Linked DNA regions of Mus musculus: region 2 is linked to region 1. A link is a loop called in an ENCODE intact Hi-C map of the cell type or tissue named here. Cell type or tissue: heart. All regions are shown on one strand. Links, peaks and the distances in the headings refer to the core of each region. The heading gives the core; the rest is flanking DNA.

Evidence for each region. Hi-C counts contacts between places; a loop is a spot of excess contacts. Peaks named below come from ENCODE experiments on the same cell type or tissue, not always from the same donor. Only the 100,000 strongest peaks of a DNase experiment are listed, where the experiment ranks them.
Region 2: it touches region 1 in a loop (4-fold over the local background); 13 of 42 quality-filtered maps call a loop at or near these places.

What each region holds. Positions count from the first base shown.
Region 1 is chr2:158,336,569-158,344,898 of GRCm38, forward strand. No RefSeq gene overlaps it. Among named protein-coding and RNA genes, the nearest start is that of Snhg17, 21 kb to the right of the region's middle. In heart, for the core only: a CTCF peak has its summit at 3,822 (motif pointing left); no DNase peak of the experiment used is centred there; H3K27me3 peaks cover 796 bases.
Region 2 is chr2:157,601,099-157,609,428 of GRCm38, forward strand. No RefSeq gene overlaps it. Among named protein-coding and RNA genes, the nearest start is that of Platr27, 7.9 kb to the left of the region's middle. In heart, for the core only: a CTCF peak has its summit at 4,114 (motif pointing right); a DNase peak (open chromatin) is centred at 683; H3K27ac peaks cover 460 bases; H3K27me3 peaks cover 3,132 bases.

The DNA of each region.
Region 1 (8,330 bases), core at 292-8,291:
ACCCTAAAGAGTTACCAGACTGGACGGCTTAAGAGATAAGCAAATATTCTTCACAGTTGGAAACGATGGCAGACAAGATTAAGGTGCTGACAGATCCAGCGCCCCGTGAGGGTGTCTGTCTGGTTGAAAGTTGGCTCTCTTTTCGTTGCACCCTTACTTGATAGAAAGCAAAGAGTCAGAGAGTCAGTCTCTATCTCTTCTTGTAAGGGCACTAACCCCATGGTGAGGGCCCCATCCTCCTGACCCACTTATCTTGCAAAGGCCCCATCTTAAGAAACCATACACATATGAATTGGGAGTGCAGATATTCTTATACCTCTCCCCTTCACACTGACCTTCCTTCATCCCTCTTACCTCCTGTTTGTCAGCCCCATGTTGACACCCATAGCATCGTACACCATCATTTGGACTTCATTATACCAGCAGAAATATACTGTGGGGAAGCAGAGGGTGTGATGTTTATGAACAAGGATGGGTACCACAGACCCACCAGAATTGGCAAAGCCTTCCTCTGGTCTGTGTGGGAATGTTAGCAGAAGACATGTTATACAGAAGTCATGGTGGCAGCTTCCTCTTTCAAGATGTTTACAGCTCCAGTGTGCTCCCCTACAGAGACTAACCACCAAGACTAGCCAACCCCTCCTTCTCCTGCTGGACGTACATAGTAGATACTCTGAGATTCTGGGTTCTTGTATAGTTGGTGCTGCTCCATCAGAGCCAGCATGGCCCATCTAACCCCAGCCTTTCTGTGCATGTGTCCGTGTGTCTGTCCTCTCTTCTTTCCTTCATTACCCCAGTCAGGTTTCCAGAATCAAGCCGTGCTGCATGGACCAATAAAGCTCTGATACAGTTAGGCCCTGAGATTGGAACTTGTCTCATTCACAAGTGTTGGCTTTAGTTAATACAAAATATAAAAAAGGATGGACGGAGACTTGGAGGCAAGAGCATTAAGGTATGGGAATTGCCACCTTTTGTAGTAAGTGCTCAGCAAATGGGAGTAACCCTTCGTTTCCCTCAGGAAGAAAGCAGGCATCTACAACCAAATAACCTCTCCTAGTTCACAATTCCAGTAATGTTTGTCATTACCGCTGCAGTTCGTTTGACAGCTAATGGAGGTGCAGGACTGGGAATTGCTGTTTAAGTGCTTTGCCATCTCTTTCCCCTGTGTTTTATGTCTACATCCTAAATAGATTATAATTGCCTTGAGGGCAGGAAGCAGGCGTTACTGCGTCTTCTGTGATTCAGGGCAGGGCTGGTTGGGCCATGTGTACTGTTGATTTGAGTCCCCTCATTTAGTCCAACGCTCCAATCCTCCTGTGGTACGGAGCTGCCCTGGGCCACGAGCCTCCCGTTTATTGCCAGCTGTAAGTGATCTCTAATGCGCACACCGCACACGCTCAGCTGCCCCTGTCTTCCCTACAGACCACTCCTGTTCAGAGCACAGACACCACCGTAAAAGGATTAGCCACTTTGTGCTCACTCTTTCAGAGGCTCTGAACTGTCTGGGGACTTCAGGAGAGAATTGGAAGGTCTATAGGCTAGGAAATGTCAAGTCCAGAGGTGGGAGCCCAAGACCAAAGGCAATAAGAATAGACCTTTCAGAGGGTGACCCTGAACCAAAGCTTGCACAGGTTTTGGCCCTTCCCTTTCGGCATGCTCCCCTGCTCTGGAGCACCATAATTCGAGCCAGGCTCACCTGGCACTTCCCTTACCACATCCCAGGTTATTCTTCTCCTCAGACAACTCTGTCTCCTTTTACTGGCAAAGGAACCTGAGAGGCCAAGGTCCAGCCAGAAAAATCTCAAGATGTGCCCGGTGTTGCTGGGTGTCATTGCCTGTGGGACTTGTGAGTGGGCAGAACAAGGATATTCATGCTTCTGTGTTTGTCCATCTATGTGTGTATATACGTATATGTATATTTATTTAGTAAAAACCATGGTTTTCTTTTTTTAAAGGTTTATTTATTATATGTAAGTACACGGTAGCTGTCTTCAGACACTCCAGAAGAGATTCAGTTATCATTACAGATGGTTGTGAGCCACCACGTGGTTGCTGGGATTTGAACTCAGGGCCTTTGGAAGAGCAATCGGTACGCTTAACCACTGAGCCATCTCTCCAGCTCCATGGTTTTCTTTTTGTTTGTTTGTTTCTTTGTTTCTTTTTTTTTTTTTCCAAGACAGGGTTTCTCTGTATAGCCCTGGCTGTCCTGGAACTCACTCTGTAGACCAGGCTGGCCTCCAACTCAGAAATTCACCTGTCTTTGCCTCCCAAGTGCTGGCATTACGCCCAGCACAACCGTGGTTTTCTACCACCATTCCTGATTCCAACCCAACACTACACAGAGTTCATTCTAGTTCTTTCTTATTTGCCTATTTTTGAACTCGGAGCCTCACAAGAGCTAGGCAAGGGCTCTACCACTCACCTATACCCCTCAACCCTCCTTATTTGTAACTTTTTTTTTCTTAACAGAGAACCCTGGCTCTCAATAGTCACAGTTCATTTTACCAAAGAGCTCAGTCGCCATATACTGGTATTTACAGAACAGATCTGTGCATGATCCTTTTAACAGACAGTCTTACATCCTCCAGTCAAAATACTGTCTTCAGGGTCTCAGCTTGCTCATCAGTAACACGGGCTCATGTGGCACCCCTCATTGGCCTTTGAAATCACTTGAGAGCATCAGAAAGAATGTTGACATCATCCGTCACCCATCTTGGATGGATCCTTGGCTCCTTCCAACCATTTCCGGTTGGTTCCCAGACATTAATAGCCTTTGTAGTCAATTCTTGACATTTGTTTTCTTAAGCTTATATTTTTCAGTAAATCACCCTGCTTTTAAAGGAAATTAGCATTGAGTTTCTTTTTCGATTTATTTATTGTATGTATATACGTACTCTATCTGCATGTGCACTAATGTGTCAGAAGAGGACATCAGATCCAGTTATAAATGGTTGTCAGTCGTCATGGGTTGCTGTGATTTGAACTCAGGACCTCTGGAAGAGCAGTCAGTGCTCTTAACCGCTGAGCCACCTCTCCAGCCCGCATTACATTGTTTTAAGTACTCTAGTTTTCCAGTTCTCTACCAAAACATGCTTGCTTGGCTAAGAGAACAGTGTTGCCTAGTAGGATTTGACCATAGTACTTAGACATAGGAAGGGGTGATGCTGAACCCACCTAGCCTTGGTTTGACTGTGCTGGCCCCACGGACGTGGACAATCACGTGACTCCTGGAAAGAATTCTAGAAGTTGAAGCGATCCCCGTGGAAGACAGTGTCACTAGCTGATCTGTGATCTTCCAAGTGGAAGCTCTGGCCTCACCCCTCTGCCCACCTCCACCCTGCACCTCAGAATGGGACTGTGATTGGAGACATATAGCCTTTGGGAATTTGACTGAATTAAAATCCAGCAATCGGGGCACCTGGTCCAATCTCACCAAGCAGGAGTAGAGGAAATACAGGTGAGCAGAGACACCCGGGTGCTTACGCCCAGGGAGACAACAGCATGAGGCCAAGGAGAGCGGCCTCTGAAGAATGGGTCCCTTCCAAGGCCTCCATCTCTGCTTCTAGTCACCAATCACCCAGGCTGGGGCAATCTGCCATGGCGGCCCTGGAGACCCTGTAAAGAGGGCCTCTGCATTTTGCTCTGCCTATTCTTTTTATTTGACTTCTATCTCCAGTAAATATGCACCCATGCATTATTTATGCAATTAAAATGCATATTAACTGTCTTGTGCTTATTCTTCTGTCCTCCATGCTAATTGGACTTCCTCTGAGTATATTGTTTTGGCCCTCCTTAGGCTGCCTCGTGGCGCCCTCTAGAGGCTGTGGCCCAGAACGCAGCTCTTCAGTTAATCTTATTTATTTTAGTGAAGGACCGGGATTCATTCGTTTCTTCCTGTTTTCAATCCGTCTTTTCTCACATCTATTTTGCTGCTCTCTTTATGTCTTTATGAGTTGAATTCATCTTTCATTCATCTGTTTTCTTCTTTTTCAGAAATGACATTTTCCTTTCAATTCGATCTTAGCTGAATCGCATCACTTTAAAAAAAAGATTTATTTTTATTTTATGTGTATGAGTGTTTGTCAGAATGTATGTCTATGCACACATGTGTGCCTGGTGTCTGCAGAGGATGTGGGCTGCCAGGTGGGTCCTCTGCAAGAGCAGCCAGTGCTCTTAACCCCTGAGCCATCTCTCCAGCCCTTGGATCTCATCACTTTTGATGCAATGTGTTTTTGGTTTGTTTCTTTTTTTCTCATTTGAATTTGAACTTGCAATTTTGACTTCCCGTTGCTCTCACATGGAACTGAAGAGGGGGTGCCAAGTGTTTTGGGTGTTTGGTCTTTGTGTCCTTTCTACTGTTGATTTAATTTAAGGTTGACTGATTGTTAAGTAACATGGCGTCTGGTGTTTCTATCATGGGAACACACTGTGTTAGTCACTTGTCTTGTTGCTGTGACAAAACACCCTGATAAAGGTAGTGTACAGAGAGAGGGGGTTTCTTTTGGCTCACAGTTTGAGGGTACAGTCATCATGGTTTAGAAGTCGGGATGCTGGGAGCTTGAGGAAGCTGGTCACATTGCATCTACAATGAAAAAAAGAGATGATCGCTGGTGCTTAGCCTGCCATCTCCTTTCCATTCAGCCTGGTACCTCAGGCTATGAAGTGTTGCTCCCCACAGGAAAAGTGAGTCGTCCCAACTTAACCTAATCTAGATAACCCATCACAGCCAAACCCAGAGGTTTGTTTTCTAAATGATTCTGGACCCTGTCAAGTTGACAATGCACACCATAGATCACCACAGCCCCAGTCTGCCTTGTAAACGCTTCTGTGTGTCTCTGTAAGGCATGGCCACTCTGTGCAGGTCACTTGCTGTGACACTACCTTGTGCAGTGGCCTGGCTGGCTGTTCAGATCAGATCCCCAACCTGACCTGTGACTGCAGCTCACACTTAGTCCTCTGTCACCCTTGACTCAGTGTGGACTTGTTGACTTGTTCATTCAGCTGGACTTATGCAAGAGTGATGTTGGTCATTTCGATTCTCTCCCTCCTGTGCCCTAGGTGGCAGATAAGGTGAGGCCCACAGTACAGATAAAATCACAAGAGACAAATAAAATAAAATCAATAACAAAAAACTAAAAATTAAAATATAAGGCCAGGCAGTGGTGGTCCATGCCTTTCATCCTAACACTTGGAAAGTAGAGCCAGGAAGATCTCTGTGAGTTTGAGACCAGCCTAGTCTATGAAGTAAGTTTCATCCAGGAGTGTCAGGGATATTACACAGAGAAAACCTGTTTTGGAAAAATAAAGTAACTAATTAAAATAAAATACATTTAAGAGTTGTCTGAATCACATAAAAGTGTCCACCTTGGTGGACACTGTGAAATATATGCCAAGGTGTGCCGGGTAGTTATGACATGCAACAGATCTGGTGTAAGGAGGTTTGTTAGGGCAAGGGAGGAGATTGGCAACCTGGAGAATGGGTAGAGGCAGCAGAGTAGACATGCAGACGGATAGGAGCAGAGCCATGAAGGCAGAGAAAAAGATGGGCACAGACAAGAACAAAAACTATAGATTCCCTTTTCCTGTCTAGAGGCAGTGACCGTCCTGTGTCACTGCTTCCCAACATATGTCCCTATCTGGAGTCTCTGACAGTTTGCATCCTGTGAAATCTCAGGTTTGTCCAACTTTCTTCAGTCTCTCCTTCCGACTGTGGCAGCCAGATTCTGCACAGCGGGTTCTTCCTAAAGAAGTCATCATTTCCAGAAGGCTCGGAAGTGACAGACACAGATGGTCACACATATGAAGACCAAAGATAGGTACCAGCCCCTCCTGCCTGGTTTCATCCAAGGAAGCTCCCACAAAGAGTTGGGCCCATTGACTGACTGTCCTGGGGCCTCTCCATCCACCAGTGAGATTCAGAAATGATGACCTGCAAATGGACAAACTGCCATTGGGACTGGATCTCAAGTTCTGTGGAGTCTAGAGATCGGCTACCTCTCTTGACCTCTGAGGTCTCTTCACTCAATAGATCTCATGAGATTTGTCCCCTAGGCTCCAGAAAATCAGTAAGGTCAGTTGTGGCATAAAAGAGCCCCTCCAGTTCATGGCACTGAAACTGAGATCAGACTTCAGGCTGGGCTTAGAGACAGGAACTCACAGGCAGTTCCCTTTCTCTCCCCCTGTCCCCGAGCCCCCAGGGATGCTTCAGCCACATCCAGCCTCTTTCTTTGTGGTAACAGGACAATGGCAGCTGATCCAGCCTCACTTTCTTCCATTTAGGAGGTAGCATTTAGAAAGTGAGGTGATGATTATGATAAGAAACGTTGCAAAATAAATGTGTCAGAGCGAGAGGGGTGCAGGAAAGACTTCCCCCAAATGGCTCAGTGGTGTCATGTAAGTTGTAGACTGTGGATTCGTGGAGACCTGCGAAAAGGAAAGATGTCTACCTGTCTATGGACATTTAAAATGTAAAGAGTAATTAACTGACCAGGAATGATGGCACAGGACTGTAATTCTAGCACTCCCGAGATAGTGTTGATGGACCTCTATGAGTTCAAATCCAGCCTGCTCTACATAGTGAGTTCTAGGCCATAGTGAAACCTTGTCTTAAAAAACTAAAATTAAAAAAAAAAAATTTAAAGACATAAGCAATGTGTGATAAGGAGCAATTTTCAGTGAAAGGACTGTTGGGGATACAAATTGTAAGACTTGTGGGCCCAAGCTGAGCATGGTGGCGCACACCTATAATCCCAGCATTCGGGAGGCAGAGGCAGGCGGATTTCTGAGTTCGAGGCCAGCCTGGTCTACAGAGTGAGTTCCAGGACAGCCAAGGCTACACAGAGAAACCCTGTCTCAAAAAAAAAAAAAAAAAGACTTGTGGGCCCAAAGATGGCTGCTATCTAGAGAATATTAGCTATCCATCTGGACACAGAATGTTGGCTCTGTGTGTTAGGGTTGCAATTCCAGTGTGAATGTGCTAGGCTAGCAGCTACATGGCCTGGACATGGACACCTGCACCCACAGCCCTGTCTGGCTATGCTCTCTCCCAGCATGCACTGGTGGCAAGCAGTGTCTGTCCATCTCACGCACCATTTCCCTCCAGCTGTTCCTCAAGCTCTGAGATTGGCGTAAGTGTTCCCAGGGCAACAGCAATGCATGAGTTCTCCAATACAATGCTCAGAGAAAGCCAGACACAAAGGACCTTGTGCTGTGTGCGCTCCATTTATGTAACTTTCAAAAATAGGCAACGCAATCTATGCAGTCTGAAGTTGGGACACAGTTTCCTTAGAGCAACGACTGAGCAGACAATAAGGAGAACTTACAGGGTGCAAGTCAATCGCATTTCCGGATCCCAGCAGCTATAACCGCATGCCCACCTTATGAAAATGTTTAGCAGGCTGGAGAGATGGCTCAGAGGTTAAGAGCACTGACTATTCTTCCAGAGGTCCTGAGTTCAACTCCAAGCACCCACATGGTGGCCCACAACCATCTATAATGCATATAATTCCCTCTTCTAGTGTGTCTAAAGGCAGCTACACTGTACTCATATACATAAAAAGGGAATAAATATATCTTTTTTGTTTGTTTGTTTTCTAGACAGGGTTTCTCTGTGTAGCCCCGGCTGTCCTGGAACTCACTCTGTAGACCAGGCTGGCCTCGAACTCAGAAATCCACCTGCCTCTGCCTCCCAAGTGCTGGGATTAAAGGCATGTGCCACTACCACCCAGCGAATAAATATCTCTTTAAAAAAGAAAATAAGTTGTTTAGCACTGTACTGCCTAGAGCATGCATTGTGTGGCATAGTCCAGCCAGGATCTCCCGTCTGGTCTCCAGGCTGGCTTCTCATCATTCATTCACATTTAAGCTTAGTTGTGAGTTGGTTGGCCTTTAATTCTAGTGCTGGGAAGGCAGAGGGATATGGATTATTGTGAGATAGAGGCTAGCCTGGTGTACATAGAAAGAAAGACCCGATCTCAAACAAATAAAAAACTTTATTATTGGTGTGCGTGCATGCCTGTGTGTGTGTGTGTGTGTGTGTGTGTGTGTGTGTGTGTGTGTGTGTGATTATGTATATGTTCCAGAGATTGAACACAAGTTGTCAGGTTGTATGGTAGTCCTTTCTCCTGTTGATCCATCTCATCCCTCCCCCAATTTTTGCATGTTTGTCTATGTTCAAATGTACATGGGTGCATGTGTATGCATGAAGACCAGACAATATCCTGAGATGTCACTCCTGAGGAGGTATCTCCCTAGTTTTTTCTTTTTTAAAGACAGAGTTCTTTTACTGGGACTGAGGCTGATTCTAGGCCAGGCCGGGAGCCCCAGGAAGC
Region 2 (8,330 bases), core at 295-8,294, 740 kb before region 1:
TGGTGCCTGCCTGCTTAGGGACGGTGCCACTCACGGTGGATGGAATCTTCCTAGTTAATTAACAAGCAAGACAGTCCCTCTCAGACATGCCCGTAGACGAGTTTGATCTGGACAGTCCTTTGGCATAGATTACAGTCACCTGTAATCTATGCCAAGCTGGCAGTGAAAGCATTAGTGCCTTTAGCCAAGGCCTCACCTAGTAGGAGCCAGCTAGCTCTTTGGTATCTTTGCTATAAGGTTACATGAAGACTTTGGTCACCTTCCAAAGGCCCCACTTTGCAACATTGTCACATGGGTGATTCAGCGACCTGATACCCTGCAAGACAAATGCTTCTTCAGTAGCGGGTCCCTTCCATGGAATAAGACCTCCTTCCTCCCTCCAAGACCACACCACGCTTGTGTCTGCATTTCTCCAGAAGTTGCGGGGCCTAAGGCATTCTTGTCCTCCTTCCAAGAATGTCTTGCTTTTGAGCTATAGAATAGACGATTCTGGAAAGCAACTGGGTTCAAGGCATTTATGGGAGAAGGGCTCCCTGGGTGGCCTTGGATGAAGCCAATCTCATGTTTTTCCTGCTGTACTTGTCAAGAATGACAAGAATGTCTACTGGGCAGGATGTCCTGAGATAAGAGTTGTCTGAAACTGCCTGTACTCTGTCATGCCCCATCCCCACCCAGGGCGAGCCCAGGGCAGGCGGGCTGAGTTTTGAGTCTCTCCAGCTGCAGTGTTAAGTGGGAGCAGCATATGAGATGCTGTCTGCCTCAGTCACTGTGTTGAGCCTTGGAAGACCCACTAGTCTAGTTGTGACCCCTGGAAGTCTCAGGTCATTTCATGTGATGTGATGTGACGTGTGTATGTATGTAAATGTAAGAATATACATGTATGTGGCAAAATATGTGTATGTATATATGAGTATGTATGGAGAAAGCAGATATGTGTGTTGAGTGTGTATAAGAGTGTGAATGTGTGTGTGGGAGGGTGTATACCAAGTTACTCCACAGATTTCAGGCTCCCACAGGGTGGCTTGTTCCTAGAGCAGCTTCAACGGACCCTGCAGTGGGTCCTGAATGTTTCTTCAAGCAGGTGGTCGCCCTTCAGAATCTGATCTGCCTGGTGGCCATGTGACCTCAGTTCTCGGATGGATTCAAGGAAAGTTACAATTTTGAAGAGGTGTCTGTCTCTCTTTCCGGCAGGGAGGGAGATGCTCTGCCACAGCCGCCCATTTTCTAGGGAAATGGAACCTCCTGGGAATCAATCTCTTAAGACTCAGGAACTTTGATTTGTTTCTAACAAAGCGACCATATGGAGCCTCGAATGAAAACAATACCATACACAATGTTTCCAAAGAGAGAGAGACTCACACACCTGCAGAGAGTGTACTTAGAAAATTACAAAATACTGAAGGGCAGAATCAGAGAGGTTTTAAGTGGCTGACTGTGCTCCTGGATCCGAATTAACATAGGAAAATGGCAGTTCTCCCCAGATGATCTACATTTTTAGTGCAATTCCCATAAAAATCCCAGAAAAGCTTTCCATAGGCATAAAAAACAAACCAACCAACCTATTTTAATGTCTATGTAGAAAGGCACAAGCCCCCAGATCATAAAGCCCAGGAGAACAAAGTGGGGGAATAACTTGAATTGATAGCTATGGAAACCTAGTCAGTGCTGTGCTGGCAGAGGGGTAGACATGGAATGGACAGGCATCCTGCTCAGAGCAGAGGCAAAGGGATTGCCTGGTGTGTGAGGTTCTGGGTTCCATCCCTAGCAACCCACCCCCGACCCCCCACCCCCCCACCCCCCCACCCCACAGGAGAGGAATAGACTAGAGAAACCCAAAGCAGTAGCATGCAGTGGTGCTCACCAGCAATCCCAGCCACCAGGAAGCAGAAACAGGGGTATGGGGAGTTCACAGTCAACTTCAGCTGCAACCTGGGCTCATGAGACTCTCAACTCCCTCTCCCTCTAGGTGGGCATGCATGTGCAACAGTGGCTCTCTGCCTGTGGGTCTTGACCCCTTTGGGATCAAATATCAGATATTTACATTGTGATTCGCAACAGTTGCAAAATTATACTTATGAAGTAACAACAAAATAGCTTTATGGTTGGAGGGGGTGGGGGGTGGGGGTGGGGGTGGGGGTGGGGTGGGGTTCGCCACAGCATGAGGGACTGTATTAAATGCCCTGGCATTAGGAAGGCGGAGAACCGCTGATGTGGAAGCCTGAGGTTGGTTGATTTTGTGAATTATCTCCCATTGCTCTTTTACCTTCTTCACTGAGGCAGGGTCTCTCAGTGAGTCCCAGGAGCTTGTGGGAATGGCAGTGCACTCCCTCATGTTGTACTGGCTACTTTTAAGTCAACTTGACACAAGCTAGCTTCTCTTTGGAAGAGGGAACTTCAACTGAGAAAATAACCCCACTTGACAGGCCCCTGGGCAGGTCTGTGATGTATTTTCTTTCTTTTTTTCTTTTTTTTTTTTTTTGTGATGTTTTTTCTTGATTGATGAATCCTTAGTCCTGAGGGCCCAGCTCACGGGGGCAATGTCACCCTTGGGAGGTGGTTCTGGGTGCTATAAGAAAGCAGGCTGAGCAAGCCATGGGTGAGCAAGCCAGTAAAAAATATTCCCCATTGCCTCTGCATCAGCCCTGCCTCCAGGGTCCTACCCTGACTTCCCTTGGAGTTGTAAGCTGAAATAAACCCTTTCCTCCCCAAGCTGCTTTTTGGTCATGGTGTTTTATCACAGCAATAGACCCCTAACTAAGACACATAAACTCACAAATGAAAACATTAGCACATACTCTCTCTCCCTCTCCTCCTCTCTCTTCCTCTCCCCCCCACCCCAACACTTGCAGGTAATGAGCTATGACAGAAAGGTTTGTCCTAGCTCATGGCTCTGGCCCAAGGAGCAAAGAATAGCTCTGCAGATGGCTTTGTTGACAGAGTTCTGGTGTGGCACAGGTAAGATACAGGAAGCAGGTGGCAGAATCGGCCACACTGGTTCTTACAGCAAGCCCACTCTTCTGAGAAACTATTAATTCCTTCAAACTCCAATCTCACAAATAAGTCTATCTACACAGTGGGGGTGGAGCCCCAGCCACCTTGTGATGGTCCCACCTCTTAATGGAGTACCATGAGGATTAAATTCAACGTGAGATTCTGGGACAAGGCATACTGGTGCCACCCGCATAGGGGTATGTGGTTTTATTCCTTTCCCATGTTAGTAGCAATTGATGGGTTATTGACTAGCCTTGCTTTATCTGTGTAATTGCTTATTCCCCTGCCCCGTGCACGTGTGTGTGTGTGTGTGTGTGTGTGTGTGTGTGTGTGTGTGTAAGCTCGAAGTTGACATCAGGTGTCTTCTTCCTTCCTTAGTCTCTTCTCTATTTATTGAGGCAGACTCTCTAGCTGAGCCCAGAGCTTGCTAATTCCACCTAGTCAACTTAGCCAGCTTGCTCCAGGGATTCCCCTGCCTCTGCCTATAGGAGTTGCAGAAATTACATTTTAGCTAGCCAGCTTTTAGTTTCTTTCTCCTTTTGACCATAATTCCATGGAGGTCAGGGCTAGGGCTGGACCTGCTCTGCCCATAAGAACTGCTCAGCAAGCACAAGGCACTGTCTATACCGTGAAAAGCTAGCAACCCTAATGTCAAATCTAAGGGCTTGCACCAGGACACTGGATCCTGGTATTCTTCTTTCTCCCCTACAGGCCAAAGTCCCCGAGGGCGGGAGAGCACCCAGAAGAGGCCTGAAACCACAGCCTGAGTGAGGGCTGGTGAGATGCTGAGATGGGTGGTGCCCCTGCCTCCTTGCTTGTCCCTGGGGAAGCCTGGCCCCATCTACATCCTCCTACCCCAGGGGAACTAGGTACACAAAGCCCTATCTGCATTTCTACCAACAGTAGCATTTTACTTTGTAAATGCCATCTGCTCAAGTATAGGGGAGCTGGCATCGTGGCAGCTCCCCTATACTTGAGTGGTCTGCACCTTTGGGGCGGTGGGTGTTTACCTGTCTGTGAATTTCTCCGCAAAGGACTTTCCGGACAGTGATTAGAACTTGCGCCCCCTGTCAAGTCGGGTCTCAGGCAGGTGAAGAGTCTGGCTGCGTGTTCACCGCTCTCCACCAGGGGGCGCCAACGCTCCGCGGAGAGACCACGCTCAGACCGGCTGAGGCTATCGCATCCCCTCTGCTCTGAAAAATAAAGTGAGATTGTGGAAGGAGACTACTTAATCTTTTAAATCCCAGTTCCATAACACAAAACCTCTCTTTAGACTTCATGGGTGCACACGTGGAGAAAGTAGGGAGTGCTTTTCCCTAACTGGGCTGCCTAGAGCCACTCATAAGCAAGGGCTTGGATTTAATGACCCCTCTCCCTTCAGAGATCTGAAGCTGCTAAGGAAGTGTGTGAGCCACCGTTCATGCCCCCTCCTCTCCATGTTCTGTAACACAGGCATCTTGGGAAACAGATACCTCCTGCTCCCTTCCTGCCTCTCTAACATCCTTTCTCAACCCCGAGACTTCAGAGGTGGCTGGGCACAGCCAGAGGTCTTGCCCATTCCCAGATTTTGTGTATCTGGACAGTGAGACAGCCATCTGAGTCCAAGGTTGGATCTCTCAGGATGTGCTGTGCAATCAGGTGCTCTCCCCCTACTCTTCCAGCCCCCACTGTGGGCCAGGCCTTCTGCTGCTTGCTAGGCACAAGGCAGGAAACAGGGAAGCCAGGCTTTGTCTCAGGGTCTGCCTTTCCAGGGGTGGGAGAGATGGTCTAACTAGTGAGCACCAGTTACAGATAGTAATGATAGAAGCCACAATGGGAACTAGGCAAGGCCATGCACATCTGCAATCCTAGTTTGTGAGAGGCTAAGACTGAAAAATAGCAAGTTTGAGGCTAGCCTCGGTTACATAAAAAACATCCTGTCTTAAAAATTAATCGATTGGGGGACTGGAGAGGTGGCTCAGCAGTTAAGAGCACCGACTGCTCTTCTAGAGGTTCTGAGTTCAATTTCCAGCAACCACATGGTGACTCACAACCATCTGTAATGGGATCTGATGCCTTCTTCTGGTGTCTGAGGACTGCAACAGTGTACTTGAATATGTATGTATAATCATTTTTTTAAAAGAATAAATTTCTTTTTAAAAACCAGCTGATTCATTGATTGATTAAGTGGAGAAAGGCTAACGATGCAGCGTTTAAGCCATGAGCTGGGAGATGCGGCCTAGCCACATCGAGGCCAGGCAAGCAGGAGCGACACAGAAAAGGAAAGATCAGAGTCGTTCTCCTGAAAGCGTCTGTGGTGCTGGGTGGGATCTGTTGGGAGCCCGAAGTCCCTAGGAAACTGATGGCATAATTCAGGGGGTCTATGGGTGGACGTTACAGCAGGGTTGAGAGGGAGGAGACAGGCAAGGGTGCTGGCTGGTGGACAGAGGCACCTTTGACCAAGGTGTGTGTGTGTGTGTGTGTGGTGGGGGATGGGGGAGGCTTGCATGAACTGTAGGCAGAAGGCAAACCAGAACAGAATCTTGGACTCCACCCCTCCTCCTTTGCCCTGCTCTGGGGTGGGGGTCAGTGTGGGAGATGGGAGTCGTGAGTGGGTGAGTGAGTTGAAGTTCTACAGGCAAGTATTGGGCTCCAGATCTCAGCCTGGCCTCAGATCACACTGGTTGCATGGCAGACCTCATCCTTGAGTCCAGATGAGGCTGAGAACTTCTCAGCTGCACCAACTCTTGGAAAACCCCTGCACCAGAGCACTCTGGTGACCTTTGACCTCCTCTTCCAGACCCAGGTGAGGGCTGAGGCAGTGGCGGGGAATGCCAGTACAACGAAGCATCTTTATCTTTTGACCTCATTTCTAAATTATCCTCCACACAGAGAACAACATGATTCTTGTGCACCTAGGAAAGCGGCCACGGGAAGTCTGTAGCCAGTGACCTAGCCTGCATGGGTTTCACATGGCCTAGACACCCTTTGCCTGGGCAGGCTGGAGAGGCCTGTGGGACATTCTCTTTCTTCGAGCTTTGTGGGACTCCTCCTTCAGGTCCCATCTCCTTTAGTGCAAGCGAACCTGGCTGAGCCATCTCCTTCCACTCTGGGGCTGTCCCTATCTGAGCTCACTACTCATCCTGCTGGCTCCACCTATAGATGGAGCACTGGGCTTCAGAGGGTACGGTATGTGCAGCCCGCCCAAGGTCAGGTAGCAAGCACATGCCCTTAAACTTCCACTGGTATTCACTGTGATGGTCACAGAAGATGCTGCTCAAATCTACCGTACAGCAGATCACCTCTGAATAGCAGGAAACCACAGCTACTCAAAAAGATCACACACATCTCTTTAGAGGACCAAGAAAACACCCAAGTGGGGCCTGGGCACGAGGCTGGGGTTACATTTAAAACCCTACAACATGATTCTGAGATCCCCTTCCCAAAGTCAGCTCTCTCTCTCTCTCTCTCTCTCTCTCTCTCTCTCTCTCTCTCTCTCTCCCTGGAAATGCCTGGGAAATGTCAATGGCAGCCCTTCCCTCCTCCCTTGAGTCGCATAGCAGCTCAAATATATTATACATATTAAAAGAATATATTCTCTGGCAGCCCTGAAGGGGATAATGAAACCTATATATATATATCTATATATTTATACACAATGGATTGTCTGGGAATGCTCCAAATATCCCTCCAGCTGTGGCAATCCTTTGATATATGGTGCAGGACTGACGCCTCCCCACCAGCGCCTGGCGGGAGACATTAAAGATTAAAAAAAAGAAAAAAAAAAGAAGAAGAAGAAGAAGAAGAAGGAAGGAAGCAGAGAAGGAGAAGAAAAAGAACACAGCTGCCTTCGCCTGTGGCTGTACAGCAGGAAGCTGTGTTTAAATATTAAAACCACCCATCACCCAGCCCAGCTGTCCACCCCCTCCAGCGGCCTGGGACTGCGCGGAGCCTCCTATAGCTTTGAGAAAGTGGGAGCTGAGTGCAGACTGTGGAGTCCAGCCCTAGTGATGGACTGGGGGTGGGGGAGTGGGGGTGGGGTGGGGTTCCAAGTCAGACCTCCCTCAGCCTTCAGGCTTGTCTGGGTTCGTCTGGGGGAGGGGCCTGCTGTGGGAGTGAGGGAGGCTGCAGACAGTTTGAGGATTCTTCCTGAGTGGTGCTTTGTCTTGGTAGGACCTTGTCCTACACCCTGAGAGATCTGGACATTTCAGAGGCGTTTCTGACATTACCTGCCACTTTGGGGGCATCTCTGAGGAGTAGGGGAATCCTCTGAATGGGCAGAGAATTCTTTTATCTCACTGCTGACTCTTCGGGGTCCCTGGCAGGGTGTGACTTCTTTTGTGTCTCCAGTGTATACCGGAGAGGCGCCTTGTAGCTGTCTGTTTATGATCAGGGGCAAAGGAAGATTTGCTCTGTCCACCAGCATGATTAGAGGCGTTCAGAGTCGAGCTTTGGGAAGGGTCTTGCTTAGAGACAAGCTCTGGACACTGAAGGAATTCAAACAGGTCAAGGGAATGAGGATGCTAGCGAGAAGTTCAACAATTGATGGGAGCCGGCTGTGGCGTCCCCTCTGGTCTCACACGTCTGTGATTCTAATTTCTGGTGATTATAGAGAACTTCTGAATGGCTGGGGAGAGGGAGAGAGCAAGCAGTTCCGGACCCTTCGTGCCTGTGGAAAGTGTTGGCACATGGCCTTGCTTCCTAGGTGCCTCTTAGGGTGAGTTCATTCCAGGGTTAAAAGACACAGTCTACATCATCAGTTTGGATGCACACCAAATACTTTTTTTTTTTCCTTTTCTGAGACAGGGTTTCTCTGTGTAGCCCTGGCTGTCCTGGAATCACTCTGTAGACCAGGCTGGCCTCAAACTCAGAAATCTGCCTGCCTCTGCCTCCCAAGTGCTGGGGTTAAAGATGATGCGCCACCACTGCCCGGCTTACACCAAAATTTCATCTCCTCACTTGGAAGGGCAGAGATTAGTTCCTGCTCCAAAGAAAACAGCAGGCAGGCCTGCCATACCCAGCCAAGTGCAAGCCCTGTGCAGACTCAGGCACAGATCTTCCACCAGGGTTTGTCAGTACGGTGTGAATGATGTTAGGAAGGACATTAGTTCACTCAGTCTCTCTTGAACCTAAATGTGAGCCTCTTCAGGCCGGGATGCTTGATGTATGATTACAAAATCTAAAATTTCTGTAAGTGAACAATCTTGAGCCCCGGTGAGCCCTGGAGAGTCAAGAAAGCTTTCTGGCCGATCGCGGTGGGTAAGGCTGCCACCTGTCTGTCTCTAACCTCAGCTTTCCAGAGGCAGAGTAGCAGCTTTTCTGAAGCAGGTAGAGTTTGAGGACAGCCTGGTCTACATAGT